Regions from separate parts of the Mus musculus genome. Here all the other regions are linked to region 4. The links are chromatin loops, found by intact Hi-C in ENCODE. Cell type or tissue: heart. All regions are shown on one strand.

Region 1 (5,000 bases), 290 kb after region 4:
TAACAAGCTTTGAGCACTAGTTTCCCTCTACAAGGGCAAGAGGCCCTGAGTTGTTGCTCAAGGACAACATAGTATATGTGACCACAGAGGCATCTTGAGGCTCGGAACCTTATCCATGCTGTGGATGCTCTGTTGGACCAACTTCTGTTCTGAGGCAGGGGAAGGAAAAGAGTTTGTACTCTGCCATCCTGACTCCCTTCATCTCCAGAATTAACCTGTAAGGTCGTGGCTCTATGAGTGACCCTTCCATAAAAGAAAACCATTGAAATTTGTAGTCAGCTAACCAACATCAGGAGGCAGAGGCAGGCAGATTTCTGAGTTCAAGGCCAGCCTGGTCTACAGCGTGAGTTCCAGGACAGCCAGGGCTATACAGAGAAACCCTGTCACAAAAACAAAAACAAAAACAAAAACAAAAACAACAAAACAGAAAAAAAAAACCAAATGGAAATTGAGACAAAAGTCAAGACCCTCCTCTGATCTGCCTTCTGCAGCTCATGGGACAGACCTTCATGATATACGCAGAGCATCTTCCTGTGTCACTCAGGAAGTGACCTCTTAGTTTTTACTGTGATAAATTCTATCTGACTTGACATTTGCTATCTCGTGTGACCAGGTAGTGTCGAGGACAGTCTCATTCCATGCATCCACCTCTAGAACTTTCTCTTTTTTAAAAAAAGATTTATTCATTTATTGATACGAGTACACTGTCGCTGTCTTCAGGCACACCAAAAGAGGACATCGGATCCCATTATAGATGTTGTGAGCTACCATGTGGTTGCTGGGAATTGAACTCAGGACTTTTGGAAAAGCAGTCAGTGCTCTTAACTGTGTAAGCCATCTCTCCAGACCTCTAGAACTTTCTTAAGATGCAACAAACAGAAACTGAGCTCACTTAGCATTCCTTTTCTCTCTGGTGCCCCTGGCTGCCTCTTTGTACACAGGACCCTTATATAAGTTGGACCCTATAGGACTGGTGGGTTTGTTGCCAGCTTGTTTCAGAATTGGCCTGAGATCCATTGGGATTGTGTGCCAGCATCCTTTTGCTTTTTAAAGAGCAGTGTTTTGTGGTCCTGAGGGACTATTTTTCTGTCTGAACACAGAGTGACGGAGCTGGTTCCACCTTTGGGTTCTTCATTTAGGATGTTTAAATGGGTTTTTGGACAAAACTTTGGCTCAGTCCACTCAGCTCTTAGACATAAAGTGCCTTCATGTCCTGTATCCACTCAGGCCTACATGTGTAGCATTACTGCAGCCAGAGAGGGTGACATGGAAGTGGGTGGCCTATCCTGTATGCATCCCTCTACTGTGTGCCTGGAAATGCCTGAAGGTTGGAGATAGTTACCCAAGAGGAGGTGATATGATGTGAGCCTTTCATTTGTGGTGTGTCCTTGAATGTTTCAGCCAAGTAATGAAGGAGTGTGAGATTCAGACAGGCGACTAGAGGAAAGGCCAGACCAGTGACAGGTATATAGGGAGGGGGTCACAGACAGTGACATTGAGTGAATGTCAGGGTTTGCTAAGGCGGGAGACAGATATGTGAATGTGTTTAGAATGGGGAGGGGCTTCTCATTAGAGACAGTCCCCTGGAATAGAAGAGGAAGCCAATGTGGCCTGAGCATCAGGATCTGGAAGGAGGGGGGAATGACTTGGGAGTTGAGAAGGCAACTTTGGGAGGCTTTAAATCAGGGTGTGGCAAGACAGTCATTATGTCTAAAAGTATTTTGACGGAGGCACTAGGAACGGACAGTTTGAAGGACAGGAGAGAAGCAGGAAGGCTGTGAAGGTGATTCCTGAAGAGGTCCCAGCATGAAATAAAGGGGAATGAGTCTGGCCGTGCAGCTAGATCCGGCAAACAGGGTTGCACTTGACGCAGATGTTGGGAGTAAACCAGTGGGTGGGAGATGAGATACATGGAGGCAGAAGGGAAGTAAGAGCTGAAGACGATGCTCCCCCTTTTGTTCTCATTAGTGTTTGATGTTCTCAGCAGCCTTGCGTTTGGAGGGTATAGCTTACACAAACGTGTGCAGATTCCACGGAGCTTAGTTCATCTCATACTACATGTACCCATAGTGGCAGAATGCACTCTCACTCCAGAGCCCTTTTTGTGGCTCCTTATGCCTGCAGGTGTAAGCAGTGGCCAGCTCCACCAGACCCTCAGAATCTGCTCGGCACGGGGACTCTGTATTAGATGTTCTTTTACAGCTTCCATGATTTGCACCATTACTTCATCCACTGTTGATGAAAACAGAAGGAGGAAGAGATGGAAACTGCAGAAATATAACCAGACACCTGGGCTCCCTCTTTGGCTATCAGACTACTGAAAAGATGGATGCCCCACCTCCTCACCCCCAGGTTGGTATTTCTCCAGGAGCCCCCTGCTGGAAAGAGAAATGGCTGAAGTCCTGAGCTCAGCAAGAAGAGGACCTTGTTTCCACCATACGGGATGACTTTCTGGAGAGACTTAGAACTCAGACAACAGTGGGCAGGAGATCACCCTACTGGGTCTGTTCACTGATCCACATCTTTTTCTGCCTGTTTCTACCTTTCTCCTGTTTCAGGACATCAAAGACTGACTTGTGGGACTTGAATCTCTTTCCCCCTCTTCCTGGTGTTGCCACACTGAATACATCTCCTCTATCTACTTTTCTATATTAATTTAGCTCCTTTAATTGGCTTATTAAGGGAGATGGGCCAAATATGGCTTATTGGGGCACATCTGTGCTCCCTGAGCCTGGTAACACATCCAGTGTTCTCTTCACCCCCTCTCAGGACTCCCACCACTGTCAAGTCCGGGTCCTCCCTCATTATGGCCTTCTGTAAGATCTCACTCAGCTTGGGCCCTCAGGTAGCCTTTCACTACAAAGCATCACTCAACACGATTAAGTGGTTTTGTTTGATGGGCCACACTTCTCCAGTAGGCAGTACTCTGAAAGGATCAGACCTTTCTGGTCTGGTGCCCAGAGCAATAAAAGTTACTCCATGTGAACAAGAATGCTGTGGAATACTGTCCTCTGAGCAAGACATGGTCTGCCTTTGAATTGAGCTGGGCCCATCAGTGTTTTACCAGCGCAGAGGGGTTCACGAGGCCCCACTCCTCTCTGTGAATATCAGAAAATATAATCACCACTAGGAGAAATCTTTTCTTCAGTGGTATAGCCACTTGTAAGCTCTCCAAGGTTCTGGAAGTAACCCCTCCCCCGTGTTCTTGTAAGCAATCCCAATTAAACTTACTGAGTCATCAAACCAGACTTGGATGGGTACTCAGGCAGGTCCCAGGAAGAGTACACAGATGACATTCTGCCCCGGCATTTTCATAAGACAAATCTAATGAGTGAAGTAAACACGAGAGAAGGCACTGGCCCCAAGACCACAATCTTTATAGTGAGGGAGGTGAAGATATTTGAATAGCTTACAGCACCCTGGTGCACACCAGTCATCCCAGCAATGGGAGGCCTGAGGCAGGGTTACAGGTTCAAGATTATCCAAGGCTACATAGCAAGAGACCCTGTCTCAGAGGAGAGAAAGAAAATACCTTAATGAGAGGTAAGTTTCCCTGTTTCACTTGAAGCTGTAAAACAAATCCTCTACCATCACCCACTGAAACCAGCTTGTGCTCAGCATGGGCTCTCTCAGTGACTTCATTTTTTTCTGTCATTTTACAGCTATACTTCTGAAGAGTACCCCCTTCCATCAACCAATCATGTTCTCTCCTGACACCCATCCACCGCAGCAGCTGATCCTTTTGAGGTAGTCTGCCACTCCCCAAAGCAGAGACAGCTGACACTTTCCAGAATATCTCCCAGAAATCAAAGGCACCGCCCCCCAGTGGCTTTCTCTGCTTCTGAATCACCCTCCCTCACTGCCTAGGATTTCCTGACAATACAAGCTCGGACGCCCCTAATCCCTGGGGACATTCCCAGCAGGTATCTGTCTGCATCTGTTTTCTGCCCCGAAACCAAAACTCACTCATCTTCCATCTTCTGATGCCTCGGGCTCGACACACCCTGGAGACAGATGCTCAGGGTTTTGAGAAAGATTAAGAACGCAGAGTTCCTCTTGTGCGTGTAGTGAGCACCTGAAGAGACTAGTTAAGATATGACTTCTTTTTTAAAAAAAAAAAAAAGCTTGATCATGCTTTGAAGTCACAGAGTTGAGTTTTTGAGTTCCGTTTCGATGAGAGAAACAAGCACGTTTAAACGCTGATCTCTTCAGCCCTACGTTTATTTTTAAGTTTAAAAACCAAATGAGCCGTGAGTAAGGTGAAGAGCTAGGTAGATGTGTTAAATATGAGAATGGAGGCTGGGAAGACAGCCTAGTCGAGCAGGCAAGCTGCCTTCCATGCAGCTGTGAAGACCTGGACTGGATCCCCAGCACACACCTAAAGGCTGTGTAGGTGCATTTCTGCTGGGGAGGTACAGCCGTGTAGATTCCAGCAGCTCCCTGGACAATGGCCTAGGTCAAAAGGGGGTCCTCAGTTCCCAGTGAGAGACACTGTCTCAAGACACAAGATGGCCGAGTACTGAGGACTGACACCTGAGGTGGTCTTCTGGCCTCTGCATGCACAGGCACACACACAAACACATATGCACAATATACAAAAGCTGTGCGTGTGTGTGCGTGTGTGTGCGTGTGTGTGTGTGTGTGTGTGTGTGTGTGTGTGTGTGAAAGGCAGAGAGACAGAGTCAGAGAGACAGGCACAGGCACACACATATACACACACACACACACACACACACAGAGAGAGAGAGAGAGAGAACAAAAGCAGTAAGGATACACACAAGTGAAAAGACGCACTCTGGACTTACCAGCACGAGTCTAGATGTAGATTTACATAAATGACATCATTTCTTCGAGCACCTGTGTGACAGGGAAGGTCAAGGACAATTTTGGATGAGACAATCAACCTTGAGGACTGTGAGAACATCCTCTCTGCTTATTAGTCATCAATCCGTAATCAGTTGACGGGCATCTAGGCTGGCTCCATTTCCTGGCTATTGTGA
Region 2 (5,000 bases), 380 kb after region 4:
CCATGAGCTTCCATCAACCTTTCTTCTTATAAGGCAGCCTCAGGCGCTTTGTCACAGTGACTGAAAGCTGACTCATCCGTTGGAGCAGCAGTTTGTCCTTACCTCTTTCTGCACTTCTTTCTGAGGCCAGCACATAACTGAATGCAAAATATGTTCAAATGTATATGTTTCTAACCCCCATTAGGGGTTCCCATGGATGGAAAGGACCCTCCCTCCCATTCAGCAAGGACTCAGACTCCCCTGAGAAGGTGTGTGAAATCTCAGCGAGAACCACCCTGTCCTGGTTTACCTCCCACAGTCCTCAGAGGCAAGATGGGACCCACAGAGATAAACCTACTCCACCAGCACCCCTGAAGAACCACTGCTAGAGAAATGGATGCACCTTTTCACTGAGGAAGGCTCTCTCACTGGTCTGATGCCCATCAAGTTGGTTGGGATGAACGGCCATTAAATCCCAGAGGTTTACTGTCTCTGTCTCCCTAGTACTGGGGTTATACACCCTACATCTGGCTCTACATCTGGCTTTTTAAATGTGAATTTAGAGGATCTAACTCAGATCTTCATGCTTGTGTAACAGACTCCTTCCTCAGCCCAACACATAGTTCTTTGGGATGGACCCAACATGGTTAAGTAAATAAAGGCAGAATAGGAGGAAGGAAAGAATCGTGTGTGTGTGTGTGTGTGTGTGTGTGTGTGTGTGTGCGTGCGCGTGCGCTCGCACATGTGTGCGTTCAGCATTTATGTTGATATGATAATATGATTTGTCTGAAGATGTGGAGACCTGCATGCATCTCAGCTGTGCAGCCACCTACTCCCCCTCCTCCATCACAGGACAGCTCGCCTGTTGTCTTCCTTATAGCTGGCATGGTTGGGAAGTCTGGCCGGTCCAGAGACTCTTGAACCATGTGGGCTGAGCAGTGAGGACTCTATGTCTTGCTTAAACTGGCTCATCCTTGGAAATAGCACTTTGGGGAAGATAACACACTCTCCATTGCACAATGGAATATTCCAGATCAGGTTTGGATGCTCCTTGAAAACAGTCTCTGCGAACAGCTGCCTCTCTTAAGAAATCTTCCTGGCTACCTTGGATAAGTCTTGGGTACTTTGGCCGCCTTTGGGGAGATGATAGGAGAAGTGGAGCTGCTTTTGCTGGCTTGGGAAAATCTTTTTCACTTAAAATAGAACTGTGGAGCTTAGTAGGAATTGTTCCGTGCGTTTAAACAAACAGGAAGCTCTCACTGGAGGCCGAGCCTGGGTGAGAAGAAACTGGATATGTGTGGTCATGACGCAAATAATTAAGGACAGAGGTCAAGTTCACCAGGAGCATCCAAGCACCAAGAGGCCTTGCACAGTCAAGGTGATCCCCCCACCCCCATTTTTTTCCAGCCTGCAAAGGGATACTCCCATGTCTCAGGGCTGAGCTACAGAGACTCTGGCAGCAGCAGGTTGTTCCAAGGTCAAAGGCCACTGTGGGAACAGTGCGCCCCAGCTCACGCTGTCTCCCTGGTTCCAAATAAATAAACGAGTAGGAATAGGACTCAGGGGCCACCCCAGGGCAAGTTTCTCTGTGTTCCTATCCCTTACTGCAAGTGTTGACGCCCAGCTGTCAGGGCTGGGGTTGATCGCCTTGTCTCACCTTCAGAAAGGCCCTAGGACCCAGCTAGCAGCCTGAGGCTGCCAATGAACTCCTGTGAACAAGAGAGGCCACTGGGTGAGACTGGGTGGGACCAGAGCTCCAGGGCTAAGCTCTCCTAAGTTTCCTGCAGTCCTTTATCTGAGGACTGGCCAAGTTGTCCAGAGCCTGGGTGTAGTCTGAGCTCCCCAGGACCATTAAAGGGAGTGAACAGAAGCTTGAGCTGGTCTCTCAGTGAAGGAGGCCAAAGCAGGAAGCCTTGTCAGGCATTGCCAATATCAGCAGTAGAAACACACCCACACTTTAGAGTACAAAGCCTTCCCAGACACCCTGAGTGTCTCGTTTAATTCTCCTCCGGCTCTCCAAGTCGGCAGTGCAGTCTGGCCTTGCAGAGGAATGAAGGAGGGGCTCCACAGGTCCGCACAGAAGTCAGCACCTGGGGCTGCCTGGACTCTCTCTCTCTTCTGTTCATTGTAATCTGCAAACTTCTTTATCAGCCCCTTTCCTGGACCTTCTTATCAGATGGTCCAGACGAAAGGATTAAAGCCCGATTTCTTTTCCCCATTGTCTTCTCAGAAGAAGCTCAACAAAGCAATCAACATCCACAGTCTCCAAGAGAGAGGCCGCTTGGGGGCGGCTCTGCTGCTGTTGCATTGTTCTGCCCAGGGTAGGTGGCCCTCACAAGATCTCAGCCTAAGGTCAGTTATCTCTCCCCTGCAAACAGCTGGAGGATCTGTGGTCTCAGAGATAGAAGACACAGTTCTCCTTGGCGGGCCAATAGAAGGGGGTAAGGAAAAACTCCCAGCCCACCACCTCTCCCCTGCTCCCCAAGAAAGTGTCCCTGGATGAAAAGCGCATTCCAGTGAGCTCCAGAGAGCACTTTCCTGGGTTCTGCTGTTTAGACTGCCTTGCTGCAAGGCATCTGGCTCTGGCCAACATGGCACTGGCTAGAAGCCATGATCTTTCTGGCTCTCCTGAGCTCTGTCAGCTCAGCTCACAGGCTGCTTGCAGCTCTGAGGCCATCCACCACCTGACCCACCTTTGCTCCACACACAAGCACACATGAGGACATCTGTAATGCATCATACTTACATACTGCTAGGTATATCACCCTGTGAACACACCACAGACACACTTGTGTGCATGCACACATATATAAATACACATGTGCACACATGTTCGGGTGCACACACATAGACACCGCAGACATGTGGACACACACACACACCTTAATGAACACACACAAGCACACACACACACACACACACACACACACACACACACACAGAGTATCATTTCAACTGTGAACCTCTACTGCCCCCCAGAGGTTTAAATGTGGATGAGCAGGTTCAAAATTGTCAAAATCTTGGACAAAGGGCAACTGCTTATCTTTTAAAGCCCAAAGAACCAGAAGGTTCCATTTAGGGAAAAGATTGTGTTGTATTTTGACATACCTCACACAACCTTTATTTAATAGGATGTTTCTTCCAGTTTCTTAAACTCTATAAATCACAGGTTATAAGTGTGTACAGGTAGGTGTGTGTGTGTGTGTGTGCGCGCACGCGCGCGCCTTGCTCTCACCCCATGACCGCATGCTGAACTTGCAGCCTCGGCCATCCAGACGGCCCTCTCCTTTAATTGAAGGCTCAGAGAAGGGATTTAGAGAGACACTTTGGGAATGTTACTTGTGATCTTTGTTACTTTTTTTTTTTTTTTTTTTGTGGTAGGACACTGTTGCTTTGAAGACTTCTAAATCAAGAGGACTGCGTGTGTCACAAATGACAGAGTGACAGGCAGAGCCTTGTTTACTCACGGGTGGCATGTAAGACTGTACAGGAGGACCAGGAGAATTACTGTCTGTTTGATGTCTAAGATCTGTGCTTTCTTAGGTTTCTTTTGCCTCGGCTCCTGTTGAGTGTTTCCATGTTGAGATTCTCCCATGATGACAGGTAATTGCACATTTCAAATGAACAACTCAAAAACACAGGGGCAAGCAGATTAGCTTTAAAACAGCCTTCAAACAGCCTTCGCCATTTGTCTCTGGCAGGCTCCACGCTTTGGGAATTAGAGGCAAGTTCCTGTGTCCTTTTCTGTGCTACTTTGTATGGTTAATATGCACGGTCCCTGGCTGTGGGGCGGGCGTGGGGGGTGGGCAATGCTTAGTTAAAAAGCCAGGCAGGTTGGTGAACCCTTAAAGTCCTAGTGCTGGGAGACAGACCTGTGTCTCTCGGTTCAGAAAGCCAACCTAGCTGAATCAGAGAGTTTAGGCCAGTGGGAAAGCCTGTCTTTGTACCCCTCAAGAGGGTGAGCAGTGTTCAGAGGAATCACATCTGATGTTGACCTCTCTCTCTCTCTCTCTTTCTCTCTCTCTCTCTCTCTCTCTCTCTCTCTCTCTCTCTCACACACACACACACACACACACACACACACACACACACGTTCACAACACTTCAATATGAATGTATAAGACCAGTATCATGTCTGAATTTCTGAGGGAACAAGAGAACATGGAGGCACAGCTGGGGGTCCTTTGGGGTTGGCCCTCTGCTTTATTGGATAATCTCAGAGTTCCCTTGGTGTCTTAGTCAGGGTTTCTATTCCTGCACAAACATCATGACCAAGAAGCAAGTTGGGGAGGAAAGGGTTTATTCGGCTTACACTTCCATACTGCTGTTCATCACCAAGGAAGTCAGGACTGGAACTCAAGCAGGTCAGGAAGCAGGAGCTGATGCAGAGGCCATGGAGGGATGTTACTTACTGGCTTGCCTCACCTGGCTTGCTCAGCCTGCTTTCTTATGGAACCAAGACTACCAGCCCTGAGATGGTCCCACCCACAAGGGGCCTTTCCCCCTTGATCACTAATTGAGAAAATGCTTTACAGTTGGATCTCATGGAGGCATTTCCTCAACTGAAGCTCCTTTCTCTCACAGCTCCAGCTGTGTCAAGTTGACACAAAACTAGCCAGTACACTTGGTATGATTTTTTTAAAGGATCTTGCATGTTTGCAGACAGATGATTCTAAATTCTTAGCATCATAAACTCGTGCCATGCTCTTGATGGGCGAGTACCCCCTTGTGTATCTTTTTCCTTAGTAGCAGTTCTAGCTGATGTCATTTTGAACCAGAAGGGAGAGGGCCACACGGACTTTCCTAGCATTATGCCCTGCAGACATGAATCCGAATCTGTTTTCCCTCAAGGCCCAAGCATATGGTCCCGAGGGGCTGTGGAGATGGCTCAGTGCTTGCCATACGAGTTTGAGGACTAGAGTTTGAATTCCCAGAACTCCCCCAAATGCTAGGTGAACACGGCCCATCTGCAATTCTAGCTCTTGGAAGGGCAGAGACAAGGGATTCCCGAGAGCAAGCTA
Region 3 (5,000 bases), 180 kb after region 4:
TTCCCTATTCGTCACTTAGTGTTCCGGTGCTGTAAAACAATGCTCCAGGTTGGGTAATTTGTAAGTGAAAAGGCTGATATTGGCTCGTGGTTCTGGAGGCTCGCAAACACGGTGGCAGGGTCAGCTTCTGATGAGAAGAAAAGGAACAGACATGCCAGAATGTTTTCAACATGGTGGTTGAAAGTTAGAACATTGAGGTTCTCAGTCTGCCCTTGGGGATTATGCAAGAGGATAGAAGGGGGTGGGGTGGGTAGAGATGTGTTCAACACAGCCATTGATCCAGTTAACTATGGGTTCATGTGAGATTCCAGGGGAAATTGGACATAGGGCACTTAGGTTAGCTTCCTGGGTTGGTCACCTAGGAAGGTGACAAATCCCAGTGGCCCAGAGGGTTCATATTTGAGACTTTCTTGTTGCAGGGTTTTCTCTGTCCAATCACATTAGGGCGGTGGCAGGCCTGTGATTGGACAGGAAAAGGGAGGTGGAGCTAGAAGTTGGGGAGACAGAGAGAGAGGTCCCAGGAGGGAGGAGGGAGAAGAATGAGAATGGAGGCTGACATGGTGTTATCTAAAGGTTAGAATAATTGAGTTACAAGTTTTAGCATTACCAACTGGCTCTGAAATTATTGTATTGGTATCTTGTAAAATGTGATATTATTAGTACATAAATCTAATTGTTTAACTATAAGCTTAAGAGTCTTAAATCTACTGGGTAATTAGGTATTGAGATGGCTAACCAGGGGTGTGTGGGGCAATGCATGGAAGCGAGAGGAACATGCACACACACACACACACACACCCATCCTAGAACTGGCCTGGCAGAAGCCCTGTGACCTTGCAGGGCCAGAGAGTTGGTGGGCCAAGAGACCATGCAAGTGCGACCGAGTGTGATCATCTGGTGTGGGGGCCAGCCCCAGAGAGTTGGCAGGTTCTTTTCTTTAATATTTCCTGCAACACGCTCTGAGACTCTGAGACTTCATTTGGGTTGTGCCCTGCATGACAGACTATGAGGGTTGCACGGTGCTCCCTGCATTTTGTGTCATGACCAGGCTGGGGACAGTGTAAGAACTTGACCTTGCAGTCAGCTTGTCACAAGTGCAGGTGGCCTGAGGAGCCCTGAGTTCCAAACTGGCATCTGAAACAGAGGCACCTTTAAAGCATAAATCCTTTGCTGAATGCCCATGAAGCCAACGCCTCTCTGGTGTGTGTGTGTGTGTGTGTGTTTGTGTGCATGTGTGTACACACATGCATGAGTACACACAGAGGCTAGAGGTCAACCTTGGGTGTCATTCCTCCACTTTTGAGGACTAGATGCCAGCGCTTCCCTTTCCGTCTCCCAGGGATCTCTGATAGACCTGGAACTTCCCTGTTAGGCTAATCTGGTTGTTCAGCGAACCTCAGGGACTCATCTGTCTCAGCCTTCTTGGTGGTGGGATTATAGGCATGGACCACCAAGCCCTGCTTTCTACATAGCATCTGAGCACCAAACCCAGAGCCTTACGCTTGTGAGGTAGGGACTTTACTGACTGAGCCGTCTCCCTAGGTCCTTGGCATGTTCTTCGTTGACCCAGATGTCGTGGGATCCTGACTAAGAAGACACACCTTGTATGAGGGGTTGCGGTCACATAGTGTGTCCTTTAAAATAGCTCTTGTAGACTTACTTTGAGTCTGTCAAGGTTCAAAAGGTTCATATTGATAATAAATACACAGAGATGTCCCAGAGGCTTCTGTGAGTTGCTGGTGTTTAGGGCCAGGAACTTGTATTACTTGTTTCTCAGTTCATCACGGAGATGACCGTACCTACTAGAGTCTCCTTTCTTCCTGCAGAGCTGCCTTCCTGTGTGGGCTGCCCTTCTCGGCCCCAGAACTTCTTCACCCACCTTTGCTTTGCCTTATCTCTTTATGGACTACTTTTGGGGAAAGAGGAAGGCAGGGCTTGCTGCTGTTTGCCCCTGCCCTAGCACTTAGGAAGACATGGCTTTGTGAAGGCCACACCCACAATGCAGAGTGCCAGCTGGCCCAAAGCCTCCAAGAGCTCAGCAGACCACAGGCTTCAATTCAATGACTTGTTCCCTCGGAGGCCTCTCCAAGGAGCTGAGTCAGGTGAACCTTGGGAATTCCACAAGTTCCCTCCTTGCTGTCCAGCCTCAGAAGGCCCCTTTCTGAGTAGAGTGTCCCTCAGAGTAGAGTGCCCCTTCCCGAGAGAGAGCAGCCTGTCATGGCTCAAAGTCCTCTGTGGAGCAGAGTGCTTTCTTTACTATATAGTCTGGGCCTGGATTCCTGTCCTCAGATCTCTGCTTTCTGCCCATCTAAAAAGCTGGTGATGCAGGCAGAAACAAAACAAACAAAACAAAAATGGCTAGATGCCGGTGCTTCCGTTTCCGTTTCCGTCTCCCAGGGAGCACCCCTACCCTCAGCCAACGACCTCCCTCCGATGGCTCTTTATTACTTCCCACTATCAAGTTCCCCCCAGCTGTGGCAGCTGAAGTTCAAAGCTCTCTCCTTGTAGTACAGTGTGTCCTTGGAGGGCAATCTGCAGCGCTGATTAATGCTTGCTGGGTGGTTCCCGCAGCCGGCAGCCCCACAGCCGGCGGCCCCACAGCCCACGTGGGGCTCTCTGAGGCAAGTAGAAATCAGCCAGGAAGAAGTCATCCATCGTTTCTTGGGCTTGTGCTGTCAGCCTTGGGTCTTGCAGACTTCTGAAGACCCAGGAAAGGAAAATCTTGTGAGCATTTGCTAGCCCAGAGTCTCGTCCCATGCACCACCTGTGGCTGTCTACACCACACAATACAAAGGTCCACGGACCAGCAGCCGAGCAGCAGGCTCTGACCTCACCACTTACAGAGGACTGTGAAGAGCCTTGATCTATGTGTCTGTGTTACCCGATCTCAAACACTGCAGACAGTGAGGGATGACTCCTTGCTTGGGGACACGATGCAGTCTGTTAGAATGGAATTTTGGAGTTGCGGCCAGACAGAGCTCAGAGAAAATGGCAATTAGTGGGTAGACAGAAAAGCCTCGTCACCTGGGCCTGGTGCTCGGGGAACTGCTGAGCCACACTTGTCATGCATGGGACCTCACATAGGGGTGGCTCAGGCTGAGATCACTGCGGACCACGCACCTGATGCACAGCCTGCCAGCACAGTGACTGTTGGAGTGTCTGGCCAGACTGAGTGTGGTCCAGGGGAGTGGCTTTGGCCACATGGTATGACTGTAGAGTCAGTTACCCAGGGCGGAATGCCATATGGCAGGGACTTGCAAAGCAGGCAGCTGGACAGTTGATGGGCATCTCCACAGGATAGACTTTGTGCATGGTGAAGCAATATGCTAGCAATTGCCTACTGCATGCCCCGAGAAGGAATCCTATCATACTGCCAGCAGCTGTTAGCAGAGAGGGTATTCAGCAATAATTCAGAGGCCACCTTGAAAGCATGAGTGAATTCTCTCCCTTTAAAAGAATCTGGATGTGAATCTTACAGAAAACATGAAAGCAACCTCAGGAGATTGCAGAGGGGAGATGTTCTTTCCTGGGCAGGGTCATCTCAAGAGTGTGACCTTCACTTAAGAGTGGCCATGGGAGAGAAAGCAAGAAGAGACAGACAAGTACTGCAGTTAAGCTGTGTTGGTGGACAGGGCTGTGTTGGTGGGCGGGGCACTGGATCCTGCTTGTCCATCACTGTGGGAGATCGTTTCTTAAAGACAGTCATTCTGTGGAGATGCATTTCTATGTCCTCTGAAAGTAGGGAAGGCTGCTCCATCACCATAGCTACACAGCATCTTTGAGGCTGTCGGGATATGCTGTGGTGGAGAGGGCCAATGTGTGCCTTTTATGGGACCCCAACAGCCATCTTTCGAGGAATCAGAAGCCACTTTTGTGCGACTGAATTCCTGACCCATGAGTATAAACGGGGTTGACAGAAGGTGACAAATTCAGAGCCACGGAATAGCTAATCTTCCAACCTCTGGGGAGGCATTTGGGGTATGAGAACACCACCACAGGCACCACACTGACCGGAAGTAGGCTCCTACGTGGCAGGAAGTGAGCTCCAAATGGCAGGAAGTGGGCTCTAAGGTGGCAGGAAGTGGGCTTTAAGGTGGCAGGAAGTGGGCTCCAAGGTGGCAAGTGAGCTTCAAGGTGGCAGGAAGTGGGCTCCAAATGGCAGAAAGTGGGTTCCAAGGTGGAAGGAAGTGGGTTCGTGGGCACCTCATTCTTCTTATTTATTTTATTTTTCTTTGTGTGTACGCATGTGTGTCTATGTGTCTGCAGATCAAAGATCAACTTAGAACATTGTTTCTGAAGTGTCATCTATTTTGTGTTTTTTTGAGACAGGAGTTCTCATTTTCCATTGAGCTAAATGGGGCAAGCTGGCAGTCCAGTGACCCCCCCCCCCCCAAGGATCTTCTTGTCCCCGCCTCCCCTGAGTTGGGATTACCAGCACGTGCCACCACTGCCCAGGTTTGTACATGGGGATCACAGTCAGGTGCCGAGCCTTGTACCCAAGCACTTGACTGAGCCATCATCGCAGCCCATTGGCACAGCTTTCTGTTTTATTTAGCTCTGTGATTATTTGTTACAACTGTCTGGGAAATCAGCGAGGGCTTACTTACCTTTGTGGAAAACAACAACAATAATGCCAATGGTGGAGCTAGCAGCCTCTGGAGAGAAACAGATGCAGGACCTCCACAGATGCTCAAATGATGCTTTTTTTTAGCATTTCTTTTCTGTGTTCTCAGGATCAAAACTAGAAGCACATCTGCTTTCCATGGCCAAGGCGGTGCCCTAGGCATCTGCCACATTAGCCTGTGGCTTCCGGACAGATTGTCCTAGAGCTGTGAATAAGCCCCGCCCCCTGCCACGAACCCCTCTCCCCCCCACCCTCCCCAGCCATGACTTTTCTGTCCTGCTCAGCTGTACCTTTACACAGTTGCAGGGCCTGGGTGCCTTGCAGCTTCAAAGAGACCATGTTTCTTCTCGCAGGCAGCTGCTGGGGAATGAGGCCG
Region 4 (5,000 bases):
CTTCTCACCCTCTCTCCTGCGTCCTGCAGCTGCTCCAGTTTTTTCCCCCTGCAGCTGAGCCAGCCTTCTTTCCTGATCTCTAATTGAAAAAGAATGGCTCGCTCTTCCTCCTCCCCACTTCCCTCCTCCCCACCTCCCTCCTCCCTGCAGCTGCCAGGCTTTCCCTGCTTGCCACTCAAAGTTGTTTTTTTTTTCCTCTTAAAATCTAATTAAGTACCAACCAGAGCCCCCACCCACTCTCCTCAAGAAAAGAGAAAAAGAAAGAAAAGTAGCAGAAGAAACTCCCTTGGGAGTGAACAAAGGACAAAGATGGTTCGTGCATGTAGGGCAAAGTTCAGTCCCTAGGTGAGGAGCTTGAGGCTCAGAAGGTTCTGGCACAGGGTCTGACCAGGAAGAGGGAACACCTGTGACTTGGGGAGGGGGTGTTTCCACTAGGGTGCACACATTTGTGTTCCGGTGTAGGGCTGCACTGCAGCTGACTGTTGCTCCAAATCCTTCCTTACTGTCGAAAGGGAAAGTAGGAATGCAGGAATGATTTGCATCCCTCCGGGGGCAGCCAAGGCTCTGCCATCGCTTCTGTCTCCCCCATGCCCTGCAAGTGCACAGCCAAGAATAATCTCGCCTTCCAGAAAGCTCTCACCACGGATGTCCGGCTTGCTGCGAAAAGCCTTCCCTTTTTGTTTCCTGTTTCCTGTCTCGGCTGTCCAGTGAAATGCCCCCCCTGTAGATCAGTATTTCACCCCGGCAAGGCTCTGAGGACAGGGCAGGGGTGGAAAGGGCTGGTGGAGCCTTTAAATGCCGGCACGCTGCCTCTGCTGAGGTTTAGGTCTTGCATAAAGATTTTTATTTCTTCTTTAACAAAATTCACCGTCATCATGGGCCACAGACCCATCATTAGCAGGTCTGGGGCGGGGGAAGGGACGTTCTTCTGGAAACATCCAAAGACTTGCCTTGTCTTGAAAAGCATTGATAAGGCTAACTAACCAAGAGAAGGCAAGAGTCCACATTTTCCTTTTTTTCATTGAAAAAGTGTCAATGAATTTGGCTTTTCCTAAGACAGCCCAGGGAACTCCACCTGCATGGGGCTGGGCTCCTCAGCCTGCTTTGGTCTTGCAGCCTTGGTCTAGCTGTCCCAGGGGCTGGCTTAGGGGGCTCGAGGCATATGCCTGCTGTTTAAGATCATTCTCTGTGCACACTCCAAATGCAGGGTGGAGGGAATGCTTCACAGAGATTATTGCCCTGGGGACCGACTCCATCTTCCTTCAAATGATGCAAGCTTTCCTCAGGACCCCCTCCTAGCAGACAAAGTCATGGAGAAGTTCACCGAGAGAATTTGCTGGGATTGGGGACTGTCTCTCCGGTTGGCCCAGGCTAGCCTTTAGACATAAGAGTCCTCCTTGCTCAGCCTTCCAAGTAGCTGGGATTCTAGGTTTTATGCATTTCTTTTAATTCGATTTTGAGGTAGGGCCCAAGGTATACCCAGCTAGTGCTAGTGTTGAGTTCAAGGATATCCTTGGATTCCAAGTGTGCACTACTTACTATGCATGGTTTATAAAGCCGGTCTTGATGCACACTCTGTATGCATCCGTTCTACCTACCGAGCTATATCCCCACCTCTAAAGGGTTTCAAAAGTGAAGTATATGTGAAACTTCCGCTTTAGTAGACTCACTGTCCCCTGTATTATTAAGGTTTAGGGATGTAGTAAGAGTGTAGCCACCGGATAATATGGGGTTTAGCAATACTGCCTGTGACGTTGGGCCCGGCCCTAACCTTTCTTTCCTAATTGAGATGGGGACTTTGGGACCACTAGGACTTAGCTAGGTAAAGTTGTGTGAGGCCCTAAGCTTAAGGCAGAGAGGAGGGTTTCCTGTAATGGAATACTTTGAAAATGCCAGCAGAGTAGACTAGCTTCGGGGTCTGTCAATCATCCCTTCTGACCCAGACTGGCTGAGGGCGAGGTCTGGAAATGCTAGTACTTAAGCCTGCGCTAACCTGTACAGACCTTCCTGTGGGGGACAGGCCGGAGGATGGGGTGCGCGGGGGGGTGTCATTTCCTGCAACTTGGTAAGTGAGCACTTTTCTAGCTATAAGTGGAAGTAGCGGGTGTGCGCCAAGACATCAAATGGATTATTATTTCCGACGTTTCCTTGGGATCTGAAACCAATGGGAATTAAGAAGTAATAAAACTGGCCGGGCAGTGGTGGCACACGACTTTTATCCCAGCACTTGGGAGGCAGAGGCAGAGGCAGAGGCAGAGGCAGAGGCAGAGGCAGAGGCAGAGGCAGAGGCAGAGGCAGAGGCAGAGGCAGAGGCAGAGGCAGAGGCAGAGGCAGAGGCAGAGGCAGGTGAATTTTTGAGTTCGAGGCCAGCCTGGTCTACAGAGTGAGTTCCAGGACAGCCAGGATGAGAAACCCTGTTTCCATCACTTAAAACGTATTTTAGTAGGAAGGGGTGTTAAGAATCTGAGAGACCTTGCAGAGGAACCACAGGGCCGACACCTGCAGTTCTCAATGCAGCCTCTGGGAGGCGCAAAACGCCGGCCCCTCGCCTAGCCTTTGGCGTTGGCAAACAAGCAGCTTCCCCTTGCAGCAAAAACGTCCTTTAAGGAGTTCAAAAATTAACACTGAATGATCTATATTCACCACCCACCTGGAGAACGCTCCAGTAGAAAGGAGAAAATCCACTCTCTCTCTCTCTCTCTCTCTCTCTCTCTCTCTCTCTCTCTCTTCTCTCTCTCTCTCTCTCTCTCTCTCTCTCTCTCTCTGTGTCTGTGTGTGTGTGTGTCTGTGTGTGTGTGTGTGTGTGGGTGGGTGTGTGGGTGTGTGTGAGTTTTGCCTCAGTCTGGCAAGCTTCATGAACGCCCTTTGCCCTATCCAGTCTCCCAGGCTTCACTCAAGAATCTCCAGAAGTCCCCTAGCACACTTTTCTGTGTTAGCACAGAGAGACGCAGACGCCCACAGTGTCGTGTTCTGCGGGCGAGCAGTCTGGAAGCCTGATGTGCAGGTCCCACGGGACAAACGATAAGTTCAGAAAGCTCTCAAGATCACTTCTAATTTTATTACGTTATCAGAAAAGAACCTCTTGAAGAAACATTTTTAAGTAGTTGAAATATTTCAAATTCTCATAAGACAAACGGATTCTTGGTCCTGGGTGGCAGGCTCCTTTCGGTCTCCAGGCCCGGGCGCCCGGTGCAGGCGTTACCCTGATTCTAAATGATGCGCATAATAGCACAGGGTTCTCGGTGCTTGGGGTGTCCCAGCTCAAACCCCCCTGAGAGGTCAACGCGAGGCAATATTTGGTGGGTGGATGAGAGGATCTGGATTTTTCTAGGTCGGCCGGTAGGCGGCGCCCTGGGAAAAACAATGTGGAACAGCCGAGTTCCCGGAGTCTGAACCCCGGAACCTCTGGGGTTTGGGGCACAGTAGCCTTGGTGTACAGCTCACTCTCGAGCTTAGCACGCGTGCATCAGAATCCCAGCAGTCAGAATAAGCCTAAGAGGTGCGCACCCAGTGGCGGGGGAGCGGCACGCTGCTCCGACCCCCACGCGCCGGGCAACCCCGCGACCCCGGCTCCCGACGGGGCTCGGCCCACCCCACCGGCGGCAGGTGGACAGTGTTGCTATGAAAGAGAAAGCGTCGATTGTCCCCACCGCGAACTGCCACACGCCAGACCTCCTCTTTTGTGTGCCCCGTATAGAAATGCAAACGAGCCGCGTGTGCCGGCAGCAATCTGCTGGTCCCTGCTGCCCGCGTCCCACAGCGATCTGCTAGGGGTAGGGGTGGGGGATGGGAGGGCTTAGACCTTGCAGCCGCGACCCCGAAAGGCGCAGAGTCCTGAGTCCCTAGTGGCAGCCTAGGCCTAATGTCAGCTGCAGTTGCAAACCTTTGACTTTAAGTTTCGGTTTCGATGTAACAACCCTATAAACTTCAAACTGAAAATTGAGGAAAAATTAGAAAGGTCGCAAAAAAAAAAAAAAAAAAAAGAGCAAAAAAAAAAAAAAAAAGAGGGGGCTTTTACATTCTCCAAGTGTGCATTCTACAAATTCCAGTATCGTATCAGCAAACAACGTACTTTTTTTTTAAACTTTTTCCTTTTAAGGACTTACAAAAAAAGAAAGGCGAGATGAAATCTGCAGGCTCCAGTCTGCCTGGTAACACCCTGACAAAAGCGGCAGATTTGAGGCTGTGTCATCCCCCGCACCCCTCCCCACGTGGCCTTCTGGCACGAGCCGCAGGCCTGCCGCCTCATTTGCATCAGAAAGCGGGCGCTGGCCAATGGGAGTGCAGCCTCCCGCCAGCTGGCGGCGGCGCGCCGAGCCTGTCTATAAAAGGGCTCTCCCGGCCCAGCCTGGCGCACTCGCTGGTGGTGGGCGCGCATCGGACTCTGGGAATCTTTACCTGCGCTCGGGTTCCCTCCGCACTCTTTTGGATAACTTGCTGTTCGTGGATCGCACAATGACTCTGGAAGAAGTCCGTGGCCAGGATACAGTTCCGGAAAGCACAGCCAGGTGGGTTTTGGGGTGCCGAGAGTTGGCCTTGTCTGGTAGTGGTCTTACAGGGTCCTCTAGGATAGAAGTTTGCAGGGTGGGAGCCGTGCACTGTCTGGCTGTGAGGTGCCGAGGCGCGGGACCAGAATTACTGCATTCGATTCGTGTCTAGAGCTAGAGTTTGGGGTGCCAGCACCTGATCGTAGTTGGGGAGCCTGATATACGGGCGCCAGATCAGAAGTAGGGAACTGGGAGTGCAGGCGCCAGGTCGAGACTGGGTGATGGGGAATGAGGGCGCCAGATCATGACTAGGGTGCCAGAGGTGTGGGCGTCAGGTCGGGACTGGGGATCCGGGTGTGTGGGCGCCAGGTCGGGACTGGGGATCCTGGTGTGTGGGCGCCAGGTTGGAGTTGGGAGGCAGGAATGCTGGCGCCAGGCAGGTCTAGGCTAAGGGGCCAGCTGGGACTTGGAGGTCAGGGCAGGGATCTCTCCGTCGCGTCCCCGTGCTGGTCC
Region 5 (5,000 bases), 240 kb after region 4:
AGCAAATGGTGCCAACAGTTACAATCACCCAAATAAGATGCTGCATGTGAGAAAGACCACGCCATCCGGGGAAACTTCGAGAGGCTGGTTGTCAATCAAACGGTCAGCCAAGGTCTCACACTTGCCCTCCCAATACCAGAGAGGTGGAGGCAGGAGGATGGCAAGTTTGAGGCCAGCCTGGATGGCATGAGAAGCCCTCGTGTCCACAACAAAACAAGACAGAAAGAAGGGCTCACTGCCACTTGCTCCAGATGTCCCTGATGTTTTATATTGTACTGCTCAAGTGAAGTTGTAGCTGCCGTCTTTAACCCCCCGCCTTTGAGGACATATGATCGATCGATCGGTCAGGGCAGGAAGATGTTGGGTAGGAAGATGTATGACCCTCGGAGGCATGGCTATCACATGCATGCACACAGAGTGTAAGGGCCACAGAAGGGTCTGAGTCCAGGAGCAGGGCACAGATCTTAGTTATCCGTCCTGCATGCTTGGCACAAGTCAACTGAAGAAAGGGTGATCACTGTGACCACATCCCTTCATTGGGGTCGGACTCTTTCTGAGGGGCCGCAGCCATCCATCATGCATCACTAGCACACACTTCCTCTCCTTCCCTCCCCTGCCCCCTCCTCTCTGCTTCCCCTCCCCTCCACTCCTCTTCCCCTCCCTCCTTTCCTTTACTTCTTTTCTTCCTCCCTCCTTTCCCCCTCCCCCCATCCCCTCTCCTGCCTTCATTTCCTTCCTTTCTCTCAGTGTAGTCCAGGCTGGCTTTGAACTCGTGACCCTCCTGCACTTTCCTCTCCAGTGCTCAGATGACAAGTTATGGACTGTTTTCCTCTATTCTGAATTGCCACTCACCACTCACTCACAGACACCAGCTAAGTGGCCCTCCCTCACACCACACCATCAGTTCAGCAGCAACGACACCAACTGGGTGTCTTCTAACTGGATCTTGTTTTGACATTATCTAGTAGAGATAGTCTCATCCAGAAGGCCGAGGCTCGCTCTCCAGCACTGACCCTTCCTGTGCCCACCACACCCTCATGTCCTTTGACTTCAGCTTCTGACAAGCCTGAGCTCTCGTGATATACTGGGGCCACATACTTGTTACATCATCTCTGAGAAGTCAGGCAAATAGGCATAAATGTATATAATAAATATATTAATACTGTATTAATTAATATTAATTGATATCAACATATCAATAATAAATACATCATGTATTTAATAAGTATGTTGTTACTCTATTAATTAATATTACTATATTAATACCAATGTATCAACAATAAACACATTAATGTATTTAATACATTTATTGATGTTTTCTTAATATTAATATATTAATAAATATATTAGTGTGTTTATTGAATATATTATATATAATTATATAATATATAATATAAATGATAGATAAAGAGATGAACAGGACAATGTTAGAGGCTCTTGTGGCTTTTTTGGGTGGCTATCTGGCTGGTAGGTATTTGGTCCATATCCCTCTGTGATTCCAAGGAAGCTCCAGCACACGAGTGAGGTGGACGCTGGCGATGAACACAGCCTTCAGTGTCTTTTCTCTCCCTGGAGGCAGTACATGGAGGCTTCTAGTACCTCCTTGTGCTTTCCTGAGACCAGCTCCAGTTCTGAGGCTACCAACACCCCACTAACACGCAAGACACTTGGGAGACTCCAAGGGTTTCAAAAGCTGTGTGCCAGGAACCAGGGACCAGGAGGATGCACACTTGCTTCCTATGACATCACCCAGCCCACTGTGCATTCTTTGACTCCTGGGGCTTCGTGTGAGCATTTGTGAGCGTATGCATGTATGCATACGTGGAAGTCAGAGATTGATGTCAAGTGTCTTCCTCAGACCCTCTCCACCTTATCTTTGGAGGTCACCAATCTAGCTAGACTGGCTGCCAGAATGAGCCCGGGAGCCTCCAGTCTCTGCATCAGCAGCGCTGGGATGTCAGGCATGCACCCCTTCTCAAGTCCTGTGCATTAAACCCAGGTCCTCAGGTCTGCATCTGGGAGCAGTGATGACTGAGCCATCTCCGCTGCCAGCCTCTTGGGATTTTAGAATTCCAGCTGAGCCGTCTATAGACTGTACACTGCAGATAGAGGCCAGGCTCCCTTGCGCCTCAGCAGCATCTCTGAGCTTCTGCACTTGATCTAGGACTCCTGGTGGAGGAGGTAGATTAGTGTTCCCTCCCGCTCCATTCTCCCTCGTCTTCCCCTCCCCCTCCTCTCCAGCATCTCTCAGAGTATGACCTCAGACCTTCCACGGAGCCCCGGGTGTGGTTGCTCTTTTCCTCTGTGGAGTTTTTCCAGGCTTTGCATAAAAAAAATAACAATAATAGTAATTCGTGAAGGAAGTTCCTGAACTAGGGCTGTTTGGAAAATACATGGATTTTTTTTTTGAAAAAAAAAATTCTACTTTTTTTTCTAAATAAGGAAATAAAATTGAGAATGATTAATCCAGGGAAGATCTCATACAATCCGTGAAAAGAATTCTTTCCATTTTTTTTTTTAATTTGGTACTAGCATGCCCTTGCCAATGGTATGAACTCAGGACTAAACCTCTCCGAGTCTGTCACCTGCTAAACAAGGTCACATGGCCTCTAAGCACTTCTATGTCCTGCTGAAAAATGATAGGATTGAATGTTGTGGGGTCTGTCTGTGTCCTGGCTCCCATAGTGCTAGGACTGAATCCCTGGGGCTATGCCATTAGCCATGCTCCTCTATGCAGAAGTGGTTGTCAAGGAAGGCAAAGATTTTGCCATAGTTCATAAGGTAATGTCCCAAATGTGAAAACCTAACCTAACATCTCCTCTCCCGTTTGGGGTTTGGAGTTTTTTCTTCTTTTTCTTTTTTGGATTTAAAACATCAAGATATCGTGTTTACAAGATACCTGCTGCCATTTCCAGGTGATTGTGTTCGGGAACAGTCAGACCTGAGATCCATGGAGAGTGATTAAAAATAGAGTTTATTAAGAGAGAAAAATGCACTCCTGAGAATGGAAGTGAGCCAGAGGGCTGGCAAAGACGAGGAGCATAATGGCCCCGGGCTCAGAGAGTCCTGATCCTTTGCAGGCCATTTGTACAGTGCCTGCTTCTCCTATGTGGATGGTTTGCATCGTGCACAGCCCGTGTGGTATCTGGAGGTCACGGGGCCTCTTGCCAGCATTCTCTGCTCTGGGTGTAGCCCATGGCTTGGAAGGGTTTCCAGTCTCTCTTAGCATTGGTGGCTTTCATGTGTACCTCGTGATGCCTTTGGAGCCTCTTTCTGCCCCCAACCTTGTTCTTTCCAGTCACTTCATCGTAAGATCATCTGTGGTCACACTGTGTCTGTGGTCACACTGGGTGATTGTACGGTCATAGAGGGTGGAACCGGCATTTTCCCAGTGAGGTTCAGCCTCATCCTGCTGCCCTGGCTCTAAGATCACCCTGGAAACCCAGGGAAGTAAACATGTGGCTTCAGGGGTCCCTAACATCGACTTCTAGAGGTCACACTGTTATGTGATAGCCTTCTGTTAGCTTTGCCATAGGTAACTGCTCTAGCCAATCGGGACGTGGCAGTTAGGGTTACCTAATTGTTCTTCAGGGACTCAGGGCTCTCAAGATTCTGACCATCGGGCAAAGTCTGTAGACTCGTACAAATGTCTAATGGGTAACCTTTCAACATTGGGGTGTCCCCAAACTACACCCTCCAAGCCATAGATGCTGCCCGAACCCAGTAAAAAGCCATAAGCCTTGACTTGGAGTGTGCTGACCACTGATCCACAGTGATTCTCCTCACCCTTACCTCAGGCCTCTATGTCTTTATCCCATAATAACCCCGACCCCGTCCTCAGCATTTGAAACCATGTTGGTCTTATGAGGAGATGATCTGTCTCTTCTGTGAAAACTGATCACTTCTGTGACAGGCATGCTGTGTTGTGGGCTCAGGGAACCTGTCATTAAAACCCAGAGCTCCAATGATTCCATTAACCTTCTTGACATTAGTCATGACTTGTTGCGCACGGCATCCTCTGTCTCCTGATCCTCCTTGGTTCTGTTGCTTTAATCCCACACCGTTTTCTAGTCCTGTCTGCCATGTCTTCCTTCCTTCAGCATCACCATCCAAGCTTCATCAGTTACTGTAAACTGTGTGGAAAAATAGAAAGCTCTGTAGAAAGACACTTGTATCTTTCAGTCTGATTATCATAGATCCCAAAGAGATGGGAATTTCCCTCAGAATCTCGTTCTGTGAGAGGGAAAGGGTGCCAACTAGTGGGTAGCTTTCATCTTGGCGGTTCCATACAGTTCTGTCTTATCAGACTGCCTTACAGGATGAGACTGAAGTGCAGACAATGGTCAGTTAACGATGGGCAGGACCATGTCTTAACCAGAACTGCTCAGATGTACACAGTCTTGGTCCTTTATTTAAAATTGTATCTCATTTCAGAACCTCAGGGATGGACATGAGGCAGGGTGACTGGATCTTTGTTCTTCTTCTCAATGTGGCCTCACTGAACACATCTCCCCCCTCTCTGCTCTCTCCTGTTCATTTGGATGCTTTAATTGGATTCTCGGGGAAGGGTCCAACTTGTTCTCTTAGGGCACAGGCTGTGACCCCTAGTTTGGTAATGGAACTGCATTCTGTCTGGACCACCAGCTAGCCCACCCACCAACTTATTTCATACCTGCTCCCCCATTGTTTATGCCTCTTGATGTTGTCCTGTCACCTGCAGAATGACACCATCCTGTAAAACCCTGCTGGCCTTTCTACTGCTCCTGCCTCTGGCTTCTTTGTGGATGTCAGCAGTAATGTCCATGAGACCATCCCCTCGAGTATAGGATGCCTGCTGCATGCCTTCCTAGGGTGCCATTGATGTCTTGTCCTATCTCTTCCTAAGGTGTCACTTCTCATATAGCTGCTTCAGCGATCCCTTTCCTGAAGCCCGACACCCAGCAAGGCACTCTACACAGCCGGATCCCAAGGGCCTGTATCATGTTGCCTTTTCCCACTCC

What was found. Peaks named below come from ENCODE experiments on the same cell type or tissue, not always from the same donor. Only the 100,000 strongest peaks of a DNase experiment are listed, where the experiment ranks them.
Region 1: a loop joins it to region 4, with 2.4 times the contacts of the local background. A loop is called at or near these places in 3 of 42 quality-filtered maps.
Region 2: a loop joins it to region 4, with 8 times the contacts of the local background. A loop is called at or near these places in 41 of 42 quality-filtered maps.
Region 3: it touches region 4 in a loop (2.9-fold over the local background); 10 of 42 quality-filtered maps call a loop at or near these places.
Region 5: a loop joins it to region 4, with 3 times the contacts of the local background. A loop is called at or near these places in 19 of 42 quality-filtered maps.

What each region holds. Positions count from the first base shown.
Region 1 is chr13:52,135,520-52,140,519 of GRCm38, forward strand. No RefSeq gene overlaps it. Among named protein-coding and RNA genes, the nearest start is that of 4921525O09Rik, 41 kb to the left of the region's middle. In heart, a CTCF peak has its summit at 2,391 (motif pointing left); no DNase peak of the experiment used is centred here.
Region 2 is chr13:52,220,912-52,225,911 of GRCm38, forward strand. Gm33041 (a long non-coding RNA gene) reads left to right here and starts at 1,957. Exons shown (of 4, transcript XR_382371.3): 1 at 1,957-2,049; 2 at 2,210-2,300; 3 at 3,361-3,582. In heart, a CTCF peak has its summit at 3,001 (motif pointing left); DNase peaks (open chromatin) are centred at 1,570, 1,660 and 2,600; H3K27ac peaks cover 1,771 bases.
Region 3 is chr13:52,022,463-52,027,462 of GRCm38, forward strand. No RefSeq gene overlaps it. Among named protein-coding and RNA genes, the nearest start is that of Gm40948, 59 kb to the right of the region's middle. In heart, no CTCF peak of the experiment used is centred here; DNase peaks (open chromatin) are centred at 2,009, 2,479 and 3,129; H3K4me3 peaks cover 396 bases; H3K27ac peaks cover 2,140 bases.
Region 4 is chr13:51,842,325-51,847,324 of GRCm38, forward strand. Gadd45g (growth arrest and DNA-damage-inducible 45 gamma) reads left to right here and starts at 4,351. Exons shown (of 4, transcript NM_011817.2): 1 at 4,351-4,508. The coding sequence starts at 4,456. In heart, CTCF peaks have their summits at 2,515, 3,337 (motif pointing right), 3,539 and 4,303; DNase peaks (open chromatin) are centred at 667, 3,437, 4,227, 4,957 and 3 weaker places; H3K4me3 peaks cover 3,636 bases; H3K27ac peaks cover 3,661 bases; H3K27me3 peaks cover 407 bases.
Region 5 is chr13:52,086,314-52,091,313 of GRCm38, forward strand. No RefSeq gene overlaps it. Among named protein-coding and RNA genes, the nearest start is that of Gm40948, 5.2 kb to the left of the region's middle. In heart, a CTCF peak has its summit at 2,173; a DNase peak (open chromatin) is centred at 2,208; H3K27ac peaks cover 676 bases.